Linked DNA regions of Homo sapiens: region 2 is linked to region 1. A link is a contact called in ENCODE Hi-C or POLR2A ChIA-PET data. All regions are on one chromosome and are shown on one strand. Each heading gives the region's core, a stretch centred on a gene start or an enhancer-like site at or near the end of the contact. The rest is flanking DNA. Distances are from core to core; before and after follow the strand shown.

Region 1 (3,506 bases), core at 468-2,967:
TCCCAGTGAGCCCCTGCAGACTGGACTAGGGTGTTTCTGCATCAACCCCATCCCTGCTCCCCACCAGGGATGCCACCCAGGAAGCTGACACTGCCCCATTCGCAACACATTAATATTATCGTGAAGTCCGAGCTGCTGATTTCATTTGACTGGGGGCATGTAGACAACAGGAGCAGCTGAATTTTAAAACTGACTTTCATGCAATCGTCACTTGTCATTGGTAAGGATCCCCTAAAAGGAAATCCTATCAAAGTAATCTCCTTTCATTAAGGTCACTAAGAAAATAAGCAGAGAGAGATAAACTTATTCTGTTCCATAACAAAGAATGTATTTCATGTCATAGGAAGAGTAGGAAAGAAAAGGATGTGGTGATTATCTGACCTTTCAGATTACTGCATATTTGAGTTGCTGAACAAAGGACAAGAGGGCTGTGAAATACATTTTGAAAAGAAAGGGTTACTCACTTCATTTGGAAAAAGTAAGATCCTGTGTCATTCAACTCAACTGGCCAAAACTCCAAAACACAATCATGCAAAGCAATTCTCGAGGAACTCCTTGGGTTCAGCTCCACATGTTCCTGTGATCCACTGCTTTTGTACCAGCTTTTGGTGGTTGTTTCAATCTCATGTGCAAGTGAACACGAGCAATGTTTCAGATAGAAAGGTTCCCCTTCAACCACAGTAATGTGGGGACGTGAAGTACAAGATTCTTCAAAAGATTAGTAAAGTAAAATAAATAAAAACAAAAACCAAAATGACAAGGTAACTTTTTTTGGTCTCCTAATGCATTAGGTGAAGAAGCAAGGTTAGCAAGAAAGTCCTGAGAAATCTCGGTGTCAATTTCCTGTGGGTTCTTTATTTTTGCGTCAATCTTTCCAACACTAGAAAGGATAAGGCACTTTCAGAACATAGATGAAAACACAACTTCTGACAGTTTCTCCCCAACAGGAAGGTATCAGAACTTAACCAACCATAGCTAGAAGACTGATAATTGTGTCACCTCTTAGAAGAAAATATTACACATTACAACTTCTTCATAGGGAAAGCCACAGAAGTCACGGTGCTGCCATACCTACCTCAAAATATACCCTGCTGAGGAGTCTCAGTAGAAAAGAAAACAAGAAATCTAGCAACCTTGGCGTTCTTCCTCTGCACCATCAGAAATCTCACTCACCTTGCATTCACCCTGCCTATCTAACATTCCCTGGTAAGTGTGGGGATGGTTAAAAGTGTGCCTATGTAACTTACAGTGTGTGTACATTTATTATTACTGTAGGTCACCATGTGGATAATCAAGAATTCATTAATATAATATCAATCCAAATTTGCATATCTGTCACTTTCCCTCTTTCTCAATTGACCCAGATTCTCTGGCTTTGGAAATATATCTGACCATCATCTACCCAGGATAGGTGCTCGTTCCCCTCTTTCGGCACTTGTGGTACTTCAAGTTCAGCATTAATGGGTCTTTCTCATAATCTACCCTCCAGTGACTCTCGGGTGCACTTTTACCACATTTTGAGAATGAGAGTATTTAAACTGAACGAAACATTTCCCTTAGGACATGGACAGAATGCCTTCTCTATAGTCAGGGTTTGTTTCTCAAAGCAGCAGTCTGGTTTTAACTCAAAATTGTTAACCACAACATAAAGAGGAAGTGATGTGATAGAAGTATTCTGATATGGTTTGGCTGTGTCCCCATCCAAACCTCATCTTGAATTTAATCATGGGGGCAGTCACCCTCATGCTGTTCTCATGATAGTGAGTGAGTTCTCATGAGATCTGATGGTTTTGTAAGGGGCTTTTCCCCCTTTTGTAAGTTTCCTGAGGCCTCCCCAGCCCTGCAGAACTGAGTCCATTAAATCTTTCTCCTTTATATATTACCTGGTCTCAGGTATGCCTTTATTAGCAGTGTGAGAATGGACTAATAAAGTAAATTGGTACCAGAAGTGGGGTGCTACTGTAAAGATACACAAAATGTGGAAGTGACTTTGGAACTGCATACAGGCAGAGGTTGGAACAGTTTGGAGGGCAGTTTGGAACAGTTGGAACAGTTTGAAGAAGATAAGAAAATATGGAAAAGTTTGGAACTTCCTAAAGACTTGTTAAATGGCTTTAACCAAAATGCTGATAATGTTATGGACAATAAAGTCCAGGCTGAGGTGGTCTCAGATGGAGATGAGGAACTTTTGGGGAGCTGGAGCAAAAGTGAATCTTGTTATGTTTAGCAAAGAGATTAGTTGCATTTTGCCCTTGTCCTAGAGATCTATGGAACTTTGAACTTGAGAGACGATTATCTGGAAGAAGAAATTTCTAAAGAGCAAATCATTCAAGAGGTGACAGAGCATAAGAGTTTGGAAAATTCACAGCTTGAGAATGTGGTAGGAGAGAAAAATCCATGTTCGTGGGAATGGGGGGCATGGAATTAAAGCTGGTTGCAGAAATTTGCATAAGAAATGAGGACTCAAATGTTAATTGCCAAGACAAGGGGAAAAATGCCTCTAGGGTATGTCAGAGATCTTCATGAGAGACCCTCCCATCACAGGCCCAGAGGCCTAAGAGGAAAAAATGATTTCCTGGGATGGGCCCAGGGTCCCTTTCTGTGTGCAGCCTAGGGATTTGGTGCCCTGCATCCTACCCCTCCAGCCATTGCTAAAACAGGCCAAGATACCAGGTCAGGCTGTGGCTTCAGAGGGTGCAAGCCCCAAACCTTGGCAGCTTCCACATGGTGTTGAGGCTGCAGGTGCACAAAAGTCAAGAATTGAGGTTTGGGAACCTACGCCTAGGTTTCAGAGGATGTATGGAAATGCTGGATGTCCAGGCAAAAGTTTGCTGCAGGGGTGGAACCCTCATGTAGAATCTTTGCTAGGGTAGTGTGGAAGGGAAATGTGGTGTTGGGGCTCCCATACAGAGTCCCCACTGGAGTACAGCTAGTGGAGTTAAGAGAAGAAAGCCACCATCCTCCAGGCCCCAGGATGATAGATTCACTGACAGCTTGCACCATGCACTTGAAAAAGCCCAGAAACTCAACACCAGCCCATGAAAGAAACCAGGAAGAAAGATGTACCCTGCAAAGCCACAGGAGCATAGCTGCCCAAGGCCATGGGATCCTACCTCTTGCAGCAGCGTGACCTGGATATGAGACATGGAGTTGAAGGAGACTATTTTGGAACTTTAAGGTTTAATGACTGCCCTATTAAATTTAGAACTTGCATGGGGCCAGTAGCCCCTTTGTTTTAGTCAATTTCTCCCATTTGGAAGGGGTGTATTTACTCAATGCCTGTACTCCCATTGTATCTAGGAAGTAACTAAATTGCTCTTGAATTTACTGACTCATAGGAAGGGACCTTCCTTGTCTCAGATGAGACTTTGGACTTGGATTTTAGAGTTAATGCTGGAATGAGTGAAGACTTTGGGGGACTGTTAGAAGGGCATGATTGTGTTTTGAAATGTGAGAGCATGAGATTTGGGAGAGGCCAGGGGTGGAATGATATGATTTGGCTATAC
Region 2 (3,918 bases), core at 610-3,109, 290 kb before region 1:
CTCCCACCTGTTTTACAATGAACCTGATACCTAGTTAGTGATCAGCACGAGATAAAATTCTTCTGGTTACAACTGGCCGAAACCACATACTTAGTTCATTCCAGTTAAATCCTTTAATTGTATTATGAGGGAATCTATGCCGAGAAGTGTTTTAGAATTTTAATTTACATAGGTATATGTGTTATGTGTATATATTATGTATGTGGGCTACAAATGACTCTAGTGAGTCGGTGCAAAGTTGGTCTCCCCTTGACACTTTATCCTTAGATTAAAATGTCAGTGATACCTATGTACTAAATTCTGTCATGGGCTAATTTGACAGCTTTGAAATCTTTCAAATAATCAAAGCTATACTGCTTAATGATATTTTTAAATTGCAAACATATATATATTAACATTAGGAGTTAGGAACTTTGAACTTTGATTTTAAAAGCACACTAATTCTGTGAAATCATATAAAGCAAGGGTGCAAATTATACAAATACAGTCGTCTATCAGAATGGCTCTGTCTCAGAAAAAAAAATGTTCAGGTAATTTCTTCCTGTATGAAACATACAGGATAATCATTTTGCATATGAAATTTTAGAACTATTCTGCTGTTTGCAAAATCAAAATTAAGATCCAAGTGGTCACTGCTTACCCTCCATCTTCCTAAAGTTACTTTCCACTCCACAGCACACAGTGACTGGGCCTCTGGGGTCCATTACTGGCTTCTCTCTACAGAGCCAGCTCTCCTTAACCAAGCCCGGTTATGAGCAGATGGAGGAAACTCTTTAAGTCTTCTCGGAAAATTTATTAGAATATTCAGTGGCTGCATTAACATGTTCTAGAAATCATCTGAAAAATCTTTGCCTAATAGGGAAATTTTGGAAAGTTTTCATGCAACATTTATTCTAACGGAAAACACCACAATCCTATTTAAAAATCACACGTTTATTTTTTTCAATTGTCATGTCTCTAGTTACTTCTAATCTACTACAGCCCTGTACAATAGCATGAAGTGTTTGATCTGCATTTCTTTTGCTTTGAGACATTTTCATGCTAAGTTTTCTTCGCTTCAGCTTTTCTAGCTCAATGTTGAATTTATCATAATTTGGGAAAGGAGTTAATGGCACTAACCTACCATGTTACCCATCCTCGAGATTATATACTGTGACAATGAATTTTCTCCGATTAACCTCTATTCTTCTATCTGCAACTCCTAGTGACTCATCGTTTTTGCCGTATGCATCATGGTCCGTATTTTTAATACCTTTCCAAAGTCCGTGAGTTCCTTAAACTAACCCCTATTCTTCTATTTGCAACTCCTAGTGACTCACAGTTTTTGCTGTATGCATCATGGCCCATATTTTTAATACCTTTCCAAAGTCCATGAGTTCCTTTAACCTCTCCTACAGATAAGCCTGAATGAATGAATCAAAGAATCTTCCACAAAACATCTCCACCTCTATTCTTTGAAGGTACCTGACTAGGAGATAAAATTAGAATTTTTGACACCATTGTTCTAATTATTCTTAACACACGCTCAATTCAGTACAGTACTCAGACAATTCAGCGAGAGAAACGTCTAGTAGTTTATTCTTTGGCAAACCTGTGGGCATGCCCTGATATCTTGTGGGTCTGGCTTTGAGAGTCCATGGACTCTCAGCCAGGGCAAGTAAGTTACCAAGGGAGGCTCTTAGATATGAAACCACGACAGTGGTTCTGACTGACAGGCTCTGGCCATTCCTTGATAAGAGCTTCCACCTCAAAGCACCAGCCAGGGCCTTGCTCTGTCTGTGCCCTTCTTCTGAGTAGAGTGACAAGCTCTCACTTTGGCCGCCTGCCTTCCCTGGGTCAGCCCTCCCTTTCTTTCCATAAAACCACAGTTGTGCCTCTGTGCCTCCTGAGAGGAAGCACAGGGTGTGTGTCTGGATGGCCTGCTACCTTTGCATACTCTAAACAGTGACTTAGCCAGACCCTATCCTGAGATCTGATTTGGGACAAACTCAAAGAATGGACCACGGAGATGTCTGAATAAAAATTTGATCAGAGGTGGGAAAGCAGTGTGGAGGCCTGGTGTGTCATTCTGAAATGAATTTGACTCTACTGAGCTGCCCTAGAAGGACTGCAACAGGAGCTTTTATTTCTTTGTAAAGTTCCCTTTGCACTAAATAGACTTACTCCAGGAATTCCCATTCAAAGGTCCTCAGTCTCCCTCGACAGGGTAAAATTTACGTATCGAGCATAAGTCAGAATGGAAAACTTCATGCCTTCTGCCTCTGGAAATTAGAATGAGTTATAAAATGTCTCTACTATTATGGCAGTTTCCCAGTTAAAATTTAATATTGCTAAGTTAATGACTACTCAGTTCATGAATAATGGAATATATGAAGCGGATTTTGTTACTTAAGTGAGGTAACTTAGCTGTCTTAAAATATCTATACTACAAATTGTGATCAATAAATTATCTTCTATACAATAATGTTCACATGAAGTTAATGGATGTCCTTAGAGATGACATTTTATTCATTCTGAGGATTTGCTTTTGCAGTAGAATACAAGCTAACAGAGAATAAATCGGTTTCTATGTAGACTTTTATTTTATTATTATTATTATTATTGAGATGGAGTCTCACTCTGTTGCTCAGGCTGGAATGCAGTGGTATGATCTTGGCTCATTGCAACCTCCGCCTCACTGGCCCAAGCGATCCTCTCACTTCAGCCTCCCAAGTAGCTGGGATAACAGGCGCTCACCACCATGCCCAGCTAATTTTTTTTTTTTTTTTTGTATTTTTAGTAGAGACAGGGTTTCACCATGTCGGTCAGGCTTGTCTCGAGCTCCTGACCTTCAAGTGATCCACCTGCCTCAGCCTCCCAAAGGCATGAGCCTCCCAGAATTATAGGCATGAGCCTCTGCACCCGGCCTACTATGTAGACTTTTAAATGAGTCAGGAATGGCATTTTAATGATAAGAGCAAATGGAGAGGGAATTAAAAATTAAGTCCTTTAAACACAGTCTTTTTCTGCCTCGCTTTTCTTATCTGAATAATGGGAGGAATGCCTGTTTCATAATTTGTTATAGAGACCTGAGCACAAAGTGAGCATTCACAAGTTAGTGGCTATCATTACTGTCACCTTTACTACTACCGAGCTGTGGCTAACAGAAAACAGCATCATCAGTGCTCCCTAACTGATTTATCAATTGAGCATCACTTGAGTGTCTTTAACTGGTGGACACAGAGCTCTTTGGAGGTATGTGGGTAAAAGGAGAGGCTTTCTCATCCCTTCTCTCAATCCTTGCCTGTGTTCAGAAGGCAGGGTAGAAGTAAATTCTGCTAACCTTAAGATCATAACAGCCCCTGACTCTAATTATATGTAATCTAAGAGAGGATTACAAATAATTTGTGCCTTCTGAATAAACACTCATTTATGAGAAGGTGATGAGGGCCAGAAATGTGCTGGTTGAGTAGTAACAGAAAGTGAGCAGTGAGCGTGTGACAAAAACTTTCCGTAAAATCATTAACATGATAACTAAAGCATCCCCAGATAGAGAATGGCACTTAGCAGGTATTATCATTTCACCTGTGTTATATACATTGGATACTGACAGTATTACTTCTCACAAAGAACTCTGGGATCTGAAGGCTTTTAAGTTATGATCGAAGACCATCATTTTTGAAAATGCCAAAATGATAAATCATCAGAGTTGCAAAGGCCAAAATCATATGTTCCTCTGGCATGAACAGGGCCTTGTCAGCACAGACCAGCTACATATTTTGTGGGGCCCCGTGCAAAATGAAAATGAGGAGACAGTTTTATGATAATAAATAAATTATAAATAATAAGTTTAAAAGTATTAAGAATTATAAGACAGTGATGTCAGAGCATTAAACCAAGTGAAGGGCCCTGGGCAATTGCTCATGAAACCACCCTGTG

What was found. A loop is a pair of places that touch in the nucleus more often than their neighbours do. ChIA-PET counts read pairs that join two places held with the same protein, here RNA polymerase II (POLR2A). Pooled maps may share reads with other maps.
Region 2: a pooled map shows a loop between it and region 1 (5-fold over the local background). The contact joins two enhancer-like sites. A Hi-C loop is called at or near these places in 1 of 37 single-sample maps with no recorded cell type and 5 of 50 pooled maps. POLR2A ChIA-PET finds 5 or more read pairs at or near these places in 1 of 52 experiments (AG04450).

What each region holds. Positions count from the first base shown.
Region 1 is chr2:102,365,027-102,368,532 of GRCh38, reverse strand. It overlaps IL18R1 (interleukin 18 receptor 1), which reads right to left. Exons shown (of 11, transcript NM_003855.5): 3 at 465-708. Among named protein-coding and RNA genes, the nearest start is that of IL18R1, 11 kb to the right of the region's middle. RefSeq lists an enhancer at 739-788. Within about 2 kb of position 1,717, at least 4 of the 41 ENCODE cell types and tissues checked have a DNase peak (open chromatin) inside an H3K27ac peak, as active enhancers do.
Region 2 is chr2:102,658,126-102,662,043 of GRCh38, reverse strand. All of the region lies in intron 2 of SLC9A2 (solute carrier family 9 member A2), which reads right to left. Among named protein-coding and RNA genes, the nearest start is that of SLC9A2, 41 kb to the right of the region's middle. Within about 2 kb of position 1,859, at least 3 of the 41 ENCODE cell types and tissues checked have a DNase peak (open chromatin) inside an H3K27ac peak, as active enhancers do.